Linked DNA regions of Mus musculus: region 1 is linked to region 2. A link is a loop called in an ENCODE intact Hi-C map of the cell type or tissue named here. Cell type or tissue: left cerebral cortex. All regions are shown on one strand.

Region 1 (8,000 bases), 56 kb before region 2:
GCCTTTGCTCAGATAGAGGAAGGAGATGGGGACCCATTGAATGAAGGGCAAGAAAGTGACGAATTTTGAGGTCAGATGTCCTCAACTCCATCATTTCCATATGTCAGCTTTATTCATAATAACCAAATGGATAAATCCCAAACCCAGCTGTCTGTCCCTCAATGGTTGATGGACAGTGTATTAATGTAGAATATGGGCGAGCCATGGATTCATTCAACATGATGAATATCAGAAATGTGTTGAGTTAAAAGAAGCTAAGCACAAGCCACTGTGTGGTTCGTGGCTGAGCACTTGCCTAGCATGAGCAAGGGTCTGGCATTAATCTCCAGCGCTGGAAAGATAAATTTGAAAGGAGAGGGTATGGGAGTTGCCTGGAGAGGCAATGGAGATGTTTCTCTATCCTGACTGTGGGACAACCCAGTCCTGGCAAAACTCCCTAACAGAGAATCTTAAGGGAGAACATTCCTGCTGATAGAAATGAAACCTCAAAGAACTTGATTCGTGTTCTTTTGAGACAGGCTTTCACTATGTAACTCTGGCTGGTCTGGAAGTTGATATATAGGGCAGGTTGGCCTTGAACTCAGAGAGTCACTTGCCTCTGGTTCCTGAATGCTGGGATCAAAGATATGTGCCACCATGCCTGCCCTAAATTGAATTTTCCCCCCTTAAGTGTTTTTGCTTGCATGTATTTCTGTGCACTACCCTCATGCAGTGCCTTGGAAGGTCAGAAGAGGGCTTCAGGTCACATGAAACTGGAGTGACAGATGACCTTGCACTGCCACCTGGGTACTGGGAATTGAATCTTCCTCTGGAAGAGCAACCATTGAGGAGACATCACTCCAGCACTTTAAGTTGATTTTTTTTTGGGGGGGGGGGGTGTTCGAGACAGGGTTTCTCTGTATAGCCCTGGTTGTCCTGGAATTCACTTTGTAGACCAGGCTGGCCTTGAACTCAGAAATCTGCCTGCCTCTGCCTCCCAAGTGCTGGGATCAAAGGCATACGCCACCATCGCCAGGCGAGGGGAAAAACTTTTTTAAGTTAAAAACTTTGGCTCACCTTGGGGGTGTAGTTCCATCACAGAGCATGTTTCCTCTGTACAAGAACCTGGGCTCAACCCTCAGTAGCAGGGAAACACCATACTCATATAAACATAAAAGCAGCCCAGATCACATCAATAGTACACAAAGATAACATGTTTAAAAAGTGAGGTGGCTCAGCAGAGCCTGGAGGTCTGAGTTAATAATTCTGAGTTAATCCTGAGGACCCACATGGTGGCAGGAATGAACCAATTTCTGTAAGTGGTCCTCAGACCTCAACATGTGAACCCATACACTGGAAAAAACACACACACTCACACAGAAATAAACAATAAAATTCCTAGATGCAAAAAGACAGGAAATTTATTGTTTTTTAATGGCCAAGGAAAGAACAGAATGGTAGGAAGATGCTGTAGGGCCCCAATTTGACCTTTAATTCCCAGCATTAGGGAGGCAGGGGCAGGAGGAGTTCTGTGAGGCCAGCCTCAAGTAACAGGACAGCCAGGACTACATAGAGTAACCCTGTCTCAAACAAAATATCGCTCCCCTTCCACTCCTGCCAAATCCAATAACACAAAAAAGTGGTCAGCATCTCAAAGACACTGAAAGGCTGTAATAAAACTGCAAACTTAGACTCTTTCATTGAGATAAACACATCAAAGGCACTATTTATCGATCTTACTCTTTTTTGGTGGTGGTGGTGTTTTTTTTTGTTGTTGTTGTTGTTGGTGGTGGTTTTTTGGTTTTTTGTTTTGTTTTGTTTTGTTTTGAGGCAGGGTTTCTCTGTGTAGTTCTGGCTGTCCTGGAACTCACTTTGTAGACCAGGCTGGCCTCAAACTCAGAAATCCGCCTGCCTCTGCCTCCCAAATGCTGGGATTAAAGGCATGCGCCACCATGCCCAGCTTGATCTTACTAATTTCTATTTTAAGTTGTTCCAGAAAGTAGGGTGGGGGGAAGGCACAGCCCTTCATTCACTAGATTAGTGTGAGGCTCTGTAGCCAGAGACAGTTGAGGAAAGAAACCCCGATTTAACAGAAGTTTCAAAGCAGCTTTGGTTCTGTTGAGCCTCCTTTTAACTCCAGCTACATAAGTTACACGCCCCCCACCCAAACACCTTACAAAACAAAAGTCACTCGTGATTTGGGGCAAGTTTCCGGAGTTGTGGAACTGTCCCTTTACGCCCCCACCCCCACCCCCTGCCACTGAGACCCAGCATTTTCACCACCAGAGTGAGATTCCTCATGGCTCTTTCCAGTCAGTCCCCGTGTCTGGGAGCAACTCCACAGCGTTGCCTTTTCTGGACCGGTCATAAAAATGCAGTCATACCTCGTGCGATCTTTGGGTCTGGCTTCTTTCATGTAGCAGGACATTTTTAACGGACCTTTCCATTTTTATCCTTACTTTGTTTTCTTTTGGAACTCCTGGAAATGGTTAGCGCATTCTGACCCTCTGTCCACCCGGTATAGCTGCACAGACTTCAGCAGGTCCCGCTCAACCGAGTGACAGATGTACACTTTGGCTGGTCCACAGGCTGACTCAACAAGAACAGTTTTGCATGACATTTTCTTCTTTTAATTATAAATTTTCCCCGCACTCATTTTGTGGTGGGAACAATTGGAACTGGAGCAACTTTTATTCCGGACGTCCTTAGCACACACAACCCTCTCCGCGCCTAGTATTCACTCTCCAGCCGGCTTTTCGAATGGGGGAACAGCATTTGGCGCGAGACTCTAGGGATATTTTCGAAGAGTCCGGACGAAGGGGACCAACAATTAAAACGCTTTCTCGAGTTAAGAGTGCCCGAGTGTGAGACACTCTTGTTCAGGATGGGAGGGTCTCCAGCATAGATTCTGCAGCTGCCCAGCCCCCAGCACAATCACTAGAACCCACGTTCTGATACCAAGCAAAGACGCTGTGCAAGATGCGGGACGCCCGCAGCCAAGGTAGAGAGGGATGAGGACCAGGATATAGGAGCACCATCCCAGAGATGACTCCGCTTTTATCTCTAATGGGGCTTTTTAATTCGCAAAATAACTAGAAAGTTTTACTTAATAAGGAATATATTTGCTAACCTACCATGAAGCCTAAAGGTCCTAAAGGGACTCTCGTTTCATGTCCAGCGTCCCGGCCGTTTGTGGCTGGCGGAGGCGGGGAAAGTCCGGATGGGCGTAAGCGCGGGGCTCTGCTTTCTGCGGGGCTCAGAGGCAGCACGAGACCTGCCTAGGAAGTGTGGCGAAAGCCACCTGGGACCGCGTGAACTTTGAGGCAAAGAGCACCGAGGACTGGGGTGAGTCCCGGGGCGAGGGGTGCGGGCATCTCGCGCGGGAAGCTGGCGAACCAAGCCTCAGCGGGAGAGTTCTGTGCGCTGATGCACCCACTCGGCACCGACGGCGGTTGAAAGACACCAGCTGAACCCCGGAGGTTTGGGGTTCCGGGAGGCGCAGCGGGCCCAGGGGCCGGCCACCCGGCGGACTACAGTCTCCAGAGTGCCCCGCGGCGCGGGCGGAGCCGCGAGCTCCCGCAGCCAATTGAGGGGTCTCGGGGCGCCGCAGAGCAGGTGGAGCCGGCGGGGACAGGCGCGCGCGCGGGTGCCGGGCGTCCTGCAGGCGGGTCTAGGAGGGGGCGGGGCGGGGCGGGCGGGCCGCGGTTCCTGCAGCTCCCTGTGGCCGCTGGCGCACTCGGCGGGTGCTGCGCTGCGAGGAGGGCGGCTCTCCGAAGCCGCGGGTCCTGTCGTCGCGCTCCTCATCCAGCATGGCTTTCGCCAATTTCCGCCGCATCTTGCGGTTATCCACCTTCGAGAAGAGAAAGTCCCGTGAATATGAGCACGTCCGCCGGGACCTGGACCCCAACGATGTATGGGAGATCGTGGGCGAGCTGGGAGACGGCGCCTTCGGCAAAGTCTACAAGGTGAGAGTTCCGATTGCTGAGCCTACCAGGTCCTGCGAGCCCCTGACCCCCACTCCCACCCCCCGCACAGCTGCTTCTGAGCACTTCCTGTGTGCCCTGTACAGGGCACAAAGGGACGTTTGTAGGATCGAGGCATCCCAGGGGGCTACCGGAGGCATCCCCAGGATCACGGTGATAGGGACACATCTTTTAAAGAGGGACTATACCGATGTTGTGGGAATATTCAGGCTCTGGGCTGTGCCTGCAAGGGTTGGGAGTTGAGGACACTTCTGAAGATGAGCCTACGATCGGTACTGGGGAGGTCAGAAGGGCCCTGGAGTAAGTGAGGACAGGCTTGGGATTAGAAGGCTCAACGGAAAGCGAGGACAGGGTCCTGTGAATGCAGCTGCAGGGCACAGATTTGGCTTCTAGTCGCCTGAGTCACCAGAGGCTCCCTGTCTGCAGTTACCTCTCCCCTGGAGGAAGACAGGCTGAGGAGGAGTGGGTGGGGCATAGATGATTCCATATAGACACGTGTGCAGACGGACAGCTCCTGGGGTTTGGTCCTCTGAGCCAATTCTGAGTGCCTGGGTTGTTGTTCAAAGTACCTAACTCATCTTGACTCCACCCTTTCTCATTTCCTCCTCCTCAACACCCTCCCCCTCCCCCGGCTTCCCCAACCAGGCTGCTCAGGCTGGTCTCCCAGATCTACTTGCCTCAGTCTCTGGAGTAGCTTGGACTGTAGGTTTGGCCACTACAGCATAGCATCCCCTACTTTTATTGGGAGACTCCCATAGTTCAGCTGTCTTAGCTGCCCTCCAAAGCCATATGTCATTGTCCTTGGGGCTTTGGTAGTTAGAGGCCTCACTGACCCTTTCAGGATGCTGGACCCCAGAAAGGGCTTTTCCAGTTCCCCAAGTCGGGCCATGCTCCCTTTGACTTGAAATTGATATGCTAGCGTTGGTCTGCTTCTCGCCCCAGAAGTGTGCTCCCTAGGAAAGATGCTATAGCATCCTTGGGAAGCTTGTAAGGAACTAAGACTCTCAGCTGGGCGTGGTGGTGCACACCTTCAATTCCTGCAGAGGCAGGCAGATCTGAGTCTGAGGCTAGCCTAATCTACAGAGTGAGTCCAGGACAGCCAGGGCCACACAGAAAAAAACCCTGACTCAGGGTGACACAAACAGAAAACCAAAGCAAACAGAAAGAAGCTTAAGACTCGGGCCCCACTCAGCACTCAGATTATAGTGCTCCAGCAGCTTGGAGCAGTAGCAGTTTGGAGGCCAGTCAGACCCTTGGAGACCTCCTCTCTGAGTTGTACTTCCTGTGGGAGGGCTGAGGAACCCCCACTAGGGCAAAGTTCCCCAGTGGGAGAGTCAAGCAGAGGTCACCTGGCCTTCCAACTGAATGGAACACTTTGGCTGAGGGGTTTCTCCATATTTGAGGGCTACCGGGCCAGTCTACCCTTTCATCGGTCCTCCAGGCCTTGCTCCTCTGCTGCATTCTAGTGATGTCAGGAAATGGTCCCCAGCCTCTCTCTCAGTCAGCTCTCTCTGATGCTGCCTGCTCCTGCAGAGGTGCCTTGACCGCCGTGAGAGCCCCCAGCCTGACTCACCGTCTCTAATGTTCAGCCATTTTTCCGTCCGTGCATGCTCTTGGCTCTCCATAATTTTTTTTTTCTCTCTTAGGGACTTTGAGTCACCTTCTTGTGTACCTACTATGTGATGCTCTCAATTGTCACTTCAGATCCTTCTCCATTGTTTACAAGTTTCCTGTAAAGCCTCCTGCTAGACTGCAGGACCTCATCTGTCTCTAGTTTGCCCTCCGTCCCCAAATGCCCTGTTCTGGATTTCTGTGGTTCATTTTTTATTTAAACTTTAGTGCAGAACTTTGCTTTCTAAAAGGCAAGACTCTCCATTGTCTTTTCTGCTTGCTGGGTAAAACTCTGCTCTCCGGTCACCCACTATTTTGTTGGTTCCTGGACAGTCTGTCAGGGTTGGTGATGGGTTGCACGGACAAAGATGGCCCCCTGCGGGCTGGAGAGATGGCTCAGCGGTTAAGAGCACTGACTGCTCTTCCAGCGTCCTGAGTTCAAATCCCAGCAACCACATGGTGGCTCACAACCATCTGTAATGAGATCTGACTCCCTCTTCTGGAGTGACTGAAGACAGTTACAGTGTACTTACATATAAAAAGCAAAAACAAAAACAAAAAACCCAGCTGGCCCCCTGAGACTATAAAGGAGCAGAGACACCTCTGTTGACGCAGTGCTGTGCCTTGCATGCAGCTCATTCTTTGGGTGTTTGTGGTGATGCTCGCATTGTGTGTATAGAAATGTGACGTGTGGTGGCTTGGGATGTCTGAGGAGGATGACAGGTGACTCTCACTGTTAGGTAACTACTAGGAGGTGCTCTCTAGTGTTATTTTAGAACACATTTGAACATTTTAAAGTTTCCCACAGAGCATCCTACTAGGCTGGCCGCAGCTCATCTGTCTTTAGTTTGCCCTCTCTTGACTAAGTATCTTTTCATTTTGTGTTTAAGGGTTTTGTTTTGCTTGTTTTGCTTTGTTTTTGTTGAGACAGGATTTTCTGTGTGGTCTTGGCCGCCCTGGAACTCACTCTGTAGAGGGGGCTGGCCTTGAACTCAGATATCTGCCTACCTTTTCCGAGTGCTGGGATTAAAGGCGTGTGCTGCCACCACCTGACAAGTTTTGTTTTTGTTTTTTGGTATTTTTGTGCCCATAAGTGTGCAGGTGCCCACGCACACTTGTGTGAAGGGTAGAGGTTGACATTGGGTTTCTTCGTTAATCACTCTCCACAGCATTTTTTGAGACAGGGTCTCTACTGAGCCTGGAGCGCACAGATTGAGCTAACTACCTGGTCTGAGAGCCCCAAGGATCTTCCTGGCTCTACCTCCTGGACTTTGGGATTACAGGCTTTGTACTGCCATGGCTGGTACTGGGATCTGGACTCAGGCTTTTTCTTGTGAGGCAAGCTCTTATCAATGGAGTCATCTTCCCAGCTATTCATTATGTGGTATGTTTGTTCAACATGGCTCTGGAAAGAATAGGTTGATACCATACATATGTGATCTATGCCTAAACACACTGTGGAGCCCAGGCTGTCTGTGATTATGTAAGCACAAGCTGAATCTCTCCAGCCCGCAGAATCCCGGATGATGATGCATTTGTCAGGTGTGCCCGCATTATTGAGTGACATATGTCCGTGTTGTCACCTTGACCTTCTTCTCATGTGTTATGCGTTTTAACCGAAGTTCATTCCTGCCAGTCCTCAGCCCTCCTGGAGGACTTCCATAGGCTTTTTTCTTTTTTTTAAACTAAAACCTCTCAAATCAAAGGCCATGACCTCTAGCTACTGTCTGGTTCATTGGCCTGGATTTTCTGTGTAATCTTGGCTGTCCTGGAAGTCGTCTGTAAAGGAGGCTGACCTCACACTCAGATACTCGCCTGCCTCTGCCTCCTGAGTGCTGGGATTAGAGGAGTGCACCCGCCCTCCACGCCTCCCCTCTGCTTTCTGACAAGTCTTTCTTTGTCTGTCTGCCTGAGCCTGGAGAGAAGGGGGCTGATTTAGTCCAGCCATCCTCACTCCATTCTTGTGTGATGCAAAGTTGGTTCTGAAAGAAAATCATTTCTGGCTCATTACTCGAATTCAAAATGAGGCTCATGGGTGACATGTTTTCAGAGTTCTTGTCGTGAGCAGTCATTTCTGTGAGATGGGGCAGAGGGGAGAGGAAGTGTTTAGTTCTACAGTGGAAGGCACTGTCCTCAGCACAGTCTGGTGCAGAGGGTGAGGCGATGACTTTGATTTCTGGGGATCGCTTTGGCGCTCTAAGCTTTTAAAGGGTTAATTAAAATGGTGGGGGGGGGGTAAATGACTAAAAAAGAAAAGAAAAGAAAAGTCACTGTAAGTTGCTAGCTTACTATGTTTATATTCTTCAGTGCTGAATCCAAACACTGTGGACACTAGGGAAACTTCTCGCCACGAATCTGTATCCCCAGCCTGGGCTTCTTTCTGTGTCTGTTCCTGGTTGTTTGAAAGAGGGTCTTTCTGTGTTCCCC
Region 2 (8,000 bases):
GGAGTGGAGTCATTTTGTAAATGTAAATTTGATCCTCAGGACAGCCCCGAACTGAGCTCTAAAGGACCAAGGGTCAGCATCCCTGTGTCACAGAGAGGAAGCCATCACTGGGTGTCACAGTGCTTGTGGCTCTCTGTCTAGTTTATTCCACCCTGGCCCCCCAACCGTCCTCTGTGTAGTTTCCTGTGCCTGGACAGACAGCTCCATGCTGTGACCTTCGATCGCTTGAAAAGCCCCCTAGACTTTTAGGGACCTCGATCCAGGACAAACTGGGGATTGTAGATTTAGTGATAACAAGGGTGTGAGGACTATCCACTTCTGCAGTGAGTGTGTGATTTTATAAATGTGGCTTGGAGTGGAATCAGCATGAGAGGTGGGAGAAGGGAGTGGCTCAGGAGAGGGAGTCGGGTCGTAGGGCTGGCTCCATGGGTAAAGGCACTTGCTGCCAAGCCTGGCCACCCGTGCTCCATTCCTGGAATTCACATAGTGGACAAAGAAAACTGACTCCCACAAGTTCTCCCCTGACCTCTCTATATGTGAACCCCTAGCACAGGCACCAGGTTGTAGTTTAGTAGTGAGTAAGCAGGAAAGGGGTGAACACCATATCGAATTATAAAAACAGAACCGGAAGCAATCAGGTGTGACCCACCAGACCCCAGCTTCTCACTTGCTTAGCTCAGCTTCGAGGTTCTGTGCTCAGGGACTGCGTGAAGAGCCACGCCTTCTTCAAGAGGGAAGGGGAAATGGGTCATGTGCATAGAGAAGGGTCTGTAGTGCATGTGAATAATTTATAAGTGCCCTACAGACTCCCCTGCAGGCAGCCTGCAGGGAGGCATTCCCTTTCTGTTGAGGTCTCCCTTTCCAACAACTACTTTACCTTGTGTCAAGTTGACGTGAGACTAGCCAGCACCTGGTAGCTCTGGATATGCCTTGGATGGGACTGGAATCTGATAAGGTGAAATTAGGAGCCACCAAAAAGAAAAGAAAAAGACAAAGCCAAGCGATTACAGATAATAACTTTAAAAAGGTTTGTTTGTGTATTTATTTATTTTTTTTTCCGAGACAGGGTTTCTCTGTGTAGCCCAGGGTTTCTCTGGCTGTCCTGGAACTCACTCTGTAGACCAGGCTGGCCACGAACTCAGAAATCCGCCTGTCTCTGCCTCCCAAGTGCTGGGATTAAAGGCGTGCGCCACCACTGCCTGGCACAAAGGTCTATTTTTTAAATGACAGTTATGTAATTCTGGTTGCCACTGTGTATTTGAACAGCACACTGATGAGTATTGCAGTTGTTTGTACTTAGTGTTATTTTGTAGATTCTTAATTGGATTTATAGATTACTGGGCCGGGCGCTGGAGAGATGGCTCAGCGGGTAAGAACACTGACTGCTCTTCCAGAGGTCCTGAGTTCAAATTCCAGCAACCACATGGTGGCTCACAACCATCTGTAATGAAATCTAATGCCGTCCTCTTGTGTGTCTGAAGACAGCTACAGTGTAGTTATATATAATAAATAAATAAATCTTTAAAAACAATGAAGTATATCTTAAAATAACTATTCTGTTTGTTGAATATCAACAGTTGAAAATATTAAAATCATGTTCTACAAAAAAAAATCTTTTAAAAAAAAGAGATTACTATATCAAATGAGCCTGGCCCTTTTTTTTTTTTTAAGACAGGGTCTCACAAACAAACAAACAAACAAAAAGTCCCCAAGCATGCTTGCCTCATCCCCGAGTCCCGAAATTGTGTTCCTGAGTCCACACCACACCAAGGACTTTACCCAAAGGGTGTGGGTGGGGAAGACTCCCTCGACCATGACTTTATCTTAGGGTTTTGTCTTGCAGCTGATTTTGGTGTGTCTGCCAAGAATCTGAAAACTCTGCAAAAGCGAGACTCCTTCATAGGGACACCTTACTGGTGAGTCGTGGGGCCTCTGGGGACATAGCAAGCCTAACACCCCGTGGTTAGTTGCCTCTGGGTGGATTGTGTGTGGGGCACGCGGTGCCAGTTCAGAGCCCTTAGTCAGCCGCTCAAACTGTGTGTGTCTAGCATCTGCTTCTCTTCTGGGTACTCCTGCGCCTAGCACAAGTGGCTTAGCTTCCCCACGCCCTCGTCTGTAAACTGGGGTTACAGTGGAAAGCACCCCACTAATAAACTAAACCGGATTCCTGAAAAGGTGCTTCAGCTCTTGGTTCGTCTAACACTTGTACTGAGTTTAGGGTGCTGGCTATGGGCGGGGTACATGAGAACAATGTAAATTCACTTCCTGTCCTCATGAGAAATCTCCCTGGGCCTCTCTTACGCCTGTTGTGTCTTGTCCTTTTTCAAAACTCTAACTTAAAATAAAAACCACCTATGAGAAGAGGGCTCTCTTGTAGAGGAAGACACCTGAAGTCTTGCTTTGGCCTCAGCCTGCAGATGTGTGGAGCTGGGCCCCACCTTCCCACACCTGCAGTGCATCCATTCAGGCTCAGGCATCCAATCTCCGGCTTATGCATCCAGGCTCAGGCTCAGACATCCAGGCTTAGGCTGCAGGAATCCAGGCTCAGGCTGCAGGCATCCAGGCTCAGGCTGCAGGCATCCAGGCTTAGGCATCCAGCCTCAGGCTGCAGGCATCCAGGCTCAGGCATCCAGCCTCAGGCATCCAGGCTGCAGGCATCCAGGCTCAGGTTGCAGGCATCCAGGCATCCAGGCTCAGGCTGCAGGAATCCAGCCTCAGGCTGCAGGAATCCAGCCTCAGGCATCCAGGCTGCAGGCATCCAGGCTCAGGCTGCAGGCATCCAGGCTGCAGGCATCCAGGTGGCACCCCAAGCCCAAGCTCTCACTCAGTTTCACACCTGATTACTTTGTGTTCTGTTTTTACAACTGGCCATGGTGTTCAGCCCCTTCCTTGCTTGCTTACTACTCTTAACTCTTTCTCTCCCACCCCTCCCGTTATTCCTTTCTCTTCTCTCCCATCCCCCTTTCTCTCTGTGATGTCCTGTTCTGTCTACCCCACTGTCCTACCTTGTTTGTTTTTTGCTGGAACCTTCGCCCCTCTGCCCTCACCCACCTGCCCCTTCCCCAGGACTCTGTTCTGGATGGCTGCTGCCACCTTGTGGCGGGCTCCAGGAACTGCAGCGGGCCGAGACCCTTGAGGAAGACAATAGGATGCCAGTAATTCAAATCATGGCTTCAAATACTGCCAAACCTCCAGTGTGGTGCTGGTGGTGTTCGAGACGCTGAAGCTACGAGCGGCATCCTCAGGGGCCCAATTCTTAGCCCTTATTGTTCCTTGGTTGGCTCAGGATGGCCCCTGAGGTGGTGCTGTGTGAAACCATGAAGGACGCCCCCTATGACTACAAGGCTGACATCTGGTCCTTGGGCATCACGCTGATCGAGATGGCGCAGATCGAGCCCCCACACCACGAGCTCAACCCCATGCGGGTCCTGCTCAAGATTGCCAAGTCGGACCCTCCTACCCTGCTTACACCCTCCAAGTGGTAAGGAGAGCTGTGTAATCCTGGAGGGTCGGAAGCCACTCCAGAGACGTGTGGTGCTGGGTCTGCGTGTGCACAGTGGACTCTAAAGTCGGGGATGGGGGGAACGGAGGAGAGGGCCACCTCCAGGCCTTTCTGAACTGCCCTCCTGAACTATACAAAACCTTAGACACGAGAGCAAGGCCAGTTAGCCAGGACGAGATCCCGTTATGTCCCGGAACATATTGAATAGGATCAGAGCCCAATCAGCCACATGGCCAGGCTGGGAATGGGGACTTAGGTTTAGATTCTGACACTGCCATGCTCATTCCCATCCTGCTTATGTTCCTTTTAGACGTCTGTGTCCTGGACAGTGGTGTGCATGATAAGAAGGCTGTCCCATGGACCCTGTCTCCACACACCCAGCCCTGGGCGTGCGGTGCCCGGGCTGTGGCTCACTCCTTACTTACGCCTGTCCTCCAGGTCTGTGGAGTTCCGAGACTTTCTGAAGATAGCCTTGGATAAGAACCCAGAAACCCGGCCCAGTGCTGCACAGCTGCTGCAGGTGAGGGAGATTCGTTGCATTGTTCCTCAGAGGCACCGGCAAGGTCAAGTTCTTAGCCGGCTGTGAGGTACGGTGCCCAATGTGAGGAATGCTCCATGTGTCCGGTGAACTCAGATGTGGTGGCTCACACCTCTAAGTCCAGCACCTGGGACAGACACAAGGTTTTGCATAGAGGCAAGAGGATCACTGCAAGTTTAAGGCCAGCCAGGAGCTTAGCAAGTTCCAGGCCAGCCAGAGCTGTTATGTAGAGAGACCCTTTCTCAAAAAGAAAAACAAAACAGAAGTGGATCCATCGCATGGGAGATTCTGACTTTCCTTCCACACTTCTGGTTCAAAATCAAATGTGTGGCCTTCCTCAAGGCCCACTTTCAGCATGGCGTGTTTGTTTGGGAGACGGAGCTGCTGTAAGGTGCAAAGGCCCCAAGCCTCTTGGGACCGGTTGCTTCCTGTAAATGGCACCTCCCGTGCCAGGGTATCCGGCCTGCCTGACATGGTCAGGGCAGAGACCAGCTGTCACCCGGAGCCTTGGCAGGAGCCAGGAATTCCACTTCCTAGCTGAAGCAGTGTCTGCCAGGGGATTCTCAGTGCGCAGTGGAAGAGCACAGGGCAGAGGGGGCGGGAGGAGGTCTGCCTCAGTTTACCCAGGTGCCCTCAAATGGGCTGGGGCTTCTCCAGTACCTCTTAAAATGTAGGGTGGGAGGGATACAGGGGTCTGCCAGACCTGAGGACAGTGGGCTCAAAGGGGAAGTCCTTGCCCAAGGTCATCTGGTTGGAATGGCAGCTTGGGGCACATCTTGGCTGTGGGCACCTCAGCCCTGTATCTGCTAATCCCTGTCCTTTTGTATCCTGTGTGGCCAAGCCACCGAAACTTACTAGAGCTGGTGGCTCAGTCATTCGTCTGCACAATTGTCCCTGGCCAGTGTCCTGCTGCAGTTGGTAACCTGGATCTGAAATTAGGGAGGGGTGTGAGGAGTTCCCTCTGTGCCTCCGTTTCTCCCTTGGTCGGGTAGGTAGCCAGGAAGTCTGTGTGTGGCGGACCCTGCTCACTAACAGTTCAGCGGCAGTTTTCATGGATTGGAGGTAGCAGGGAGCTCAGGATTGTCACTCATCATGCCGGGGCTAGCACCTTCTTTCTTGACAACTCCCACTCCCACCCTCACCCCTACCCCCACCCCCACAGCCAACGGCTCACTCCCTGTCTGCCGTGTTCACCTAGCACAATTGATGACTGTGGTGAGCTCTGGGCTCTCTGTTCCTTCTGTTTGCTGGAATGATCACAGCCAGCCTGTGGGGGCCCCTGGCTTCGTGCCTCAAGTTCAGTCCCTGAACTTGACCTGACCCCAGACCTTTGTCTCTGCATATCTCTGGATGCTCAGAGCCACTTGAGCCTCAGCCCCCTCCTCAGGTGCATTCTGCAATGGCTGCCCATCTCGTCCCTGGCAGCCTGGCACTCTCTCTCATTCTCCACCCCTCTCTCATCATGAGTACGATTCCCTCTGCCTTCAGAACAGGCCCAGAATGCACCACCTCCATGCGGCCACTCTCGGAGCTGCCTCGCCATTCACTCAGATAATGGCTACCTTACTGGTTCTGCCACTCCCCGAGTCAAACTCTGTAAACAGATTCCAGTCTTCCCTCTAAACAGAGCCCTCGTTAGCATGGCTAGTACTTGCCCTTCTTGCTGCAGAGACAACACCCAGTAAAAGGATCGTAGAGGAGGGATTCATTTCTGGCTCCTTGTTGTGGAGGATCTCAGTCCATCATGGTGGGCCAGGCTACTGGTCAGGTGTGTGGTGTTATTTTGAAAGCTGTGGAACCCTTAGGGGTACAGCATGGCTGGGATACTAGAGGCGTCCCTTGAAAGGGACACCCATTTATGGTGCCACTCTCTGACTCTAGCTGCCATGCAAACAGCTCCCTATGTGCTGCCACAGCCAAGACCAGAGGCGCCTCCAGCACAAGGTCACACAGCTGTCAGGGACAGCTCCTGTCCTCATTCTAGTGACTTGGCCACTCTGGAAGCTGCTTTTAATAAGTGGAGGAAAGGAAAAAAAAAGTCCAAAGCAGGGATGGAGAGATGGTTTAGTGGTTAAGAGCACTGGTCTCTTATCTAGAGGACGCAGGTTCAATTCCTGGCGCTCACAGGATAGCTCACAACTGTCTATAACCCCAGTCCCATAGGATCCATTGCCCTCTTCTGGCCTCTACAGCCACTGCATGTGCATAGTGCACACACAACACCTGTACTCGTAGAACAGAAATAAAGTTTTTTAAAATAATAATTAAGAAGAAAAAGGAACCGAGGAACGCAGAAACAAAGAGAAGGGGGCAGGCGGCAGGTGAGGAGAGCTTACTTTGATCTGAGCATCGCCCCTTAGTGGCTTCTCAGCACAAAGAGAGAAAATCAGCCTTGGAAAGGACATGTGTTTCATGACAGCAGAGATCCTGGCCGAAGAGAGGTGCCAGTTGGCACACTGCACACTGCCTCCTCCACACTGGCATCTTGGAGCCCTCAGCAGAGCTGGCTCTGAGCAGCCATCCCTCCTCCTGGAGGGGTAGACAATGAGGCAGCTCTGATCCACCCTTCTGCAGAGTCATGAATGCCTGGGGCAGCATAGGGAATGTTTGCCCGGTGTTTGGCCATTCTGGGAGGTTTCTGGGTCCAGCTCTCTGAGGGACCTCAGCATCTGAGTTGGGTGGAAAGCCTTCTCTACAGCCCCAACTAGAGGCGGTAGGTTGAGGCGGCAGTCCTCCCTGCCTAGTCCTTGTCTCTCAGAGCTTAAACACAAATCATGGCCCAGTCAGCCTTGGCAGGGCTGCTTACACACCAACTACCTGCCCTGGGCCCCTTGCAGGGAGCTGCCCTGCTTAACTGGGCCTCCGTGAACGGCTGTCCTCCCTCCTGTCTCTTCCCAGGGACCTTGAGCTCCATATAGGCAGAGCAGATGGCTCCCTTCAAGGGCTACTAATCTGATCAATATGCAGGATGCCTTGGCGAAACCTTGTACTCTGAGAACCCTGGCCTGCACTGCTGGTTTGTGCCACGTCTGCCTTAGCTGGTGCAGAGCAGTGTCCTGTGGTGTCCTGCTCAGGTCACCGTGTTACAGGTTTTAGACACTCTGGGCATCTTGGCTCTTCTCATCATTCCCAGAGAGCTATGTTCTGGTAGAGGAATGGCAGGGGGTGTGACGAGGCTGCCCAGATTGTTCTGCTCCTGACGTGGCACTGGTGATGGCAGTCAGTAATGGTGGCGCCATCTGTTGGGCAATGATAGTGATTATAATGATGGGGTTATGGTGGTGGTGATGGTACTAATGGTGATTATGATGGTGTTGTTGGTAGTAATGATGCTGTTTTGAATACTCACTATAGAGCACACAGAACACCTTAACTGTTATCCCTACTTTGCAGATAAGCAAACTACAGTGCAGAGAGGCTCTCTTGACTTGCCCAGGTTGTCTGTGAGAGCTGGGGTTTAATCCCAGGTGGCTTTGGCTTCCGTCACCTTGTCAGCACACTTAACCCTACACATCCCAGTGACCCATTGGTTAATTCTGTGAGAAGCCCACTGGGGACCACTGGAAACATGCAGCAGCCAGAGTAACGAGCTCCTGGGTAGGGGTAGCAAAGCTGAGAGTAACCTGGGAGTGAGTGGCTCACTGTACCCAAGGCTGTGCATGCCGCCCAGACTCCCTCCTCGCTTCCTTTGCCTACCTACCAGGCTGTCTGCCAGGCACAGGCTTTGGCCTCCAGTCCCAAGCCTGGCACAGGGTCTTTAGAGGCTGTGTCTCTGCCTAACATTCGGTACCAGGGGTTTTCCCTAACCTTGCCCACGTGACTCCTGAGTCCCAGCTTGGATGTGACACCTCCCCTCTCAGGAGGGCCACAGAGAGACTACGAAGCTTCCACCAGCCTCCAGCCTGTCAATCTGTCAGCCTCCAGCCTGTCAATCTGTCGTGTGTCTTCTGACCCCCTTCA

The links. Peaks named below come from ENCODE experiments on the same cell type or tissue, not always from the same donor. Only the 100,000 strongest peaks of a DNase experiment are listed, where the experiment ranks them.
Region 1: it touches region 2 in a loop (7-fold over the local background); 27 of 42 quality-filtered maps call a loop at or near these places.

Annotation. Positions count from the first base shown.
Region 1 is chr11:32,529,616-32,537,615 of GRCm38, forward strand. Stk10 (serine/threonine kinase 10) reads left to right here and starts at 3,651. Exons shown (of 19, transcript NM_009288.2): 1 at 3,651-3,944. The coding sequence starts at 3,789. It also overlaps a transcript of Efcab9 not described here. In left cerebral cortex, CTCF peaks have their summits at 724 (motif pointing right) and 3,720; DNase peaks (open chromatin) are centred at 2,609, 2,680, 3,573, 4,480 and 1 more place; H3K4me3 peaks cover 2,784 bases; H3K27ac peaks cover 1,034 bases.
Region 2 is chr11:32,585,470-32,593,469 of GRCm38, forward strand. Stk10 (serine/threonine kinase 10) reads left to right here. Exons shown (of 19, transcript NM_009288.2): 5 at 1,844-1,916; 6 at 3,287-3,481; 7 at 3,941-4,022. Among named protein-coding and RNA genes, the nearest start is that of Fbxw11, 53 kb to the right of the region's middle. In left cerebral cortex, CTCF peaks have their summits at 3,103 (motif pointing left), 6,206 (motif pointing left) and 7,285 (motif pointing left); DNase peaks (open chromatin) are centred at 2,020, 3,117, 6,538 and 7,226.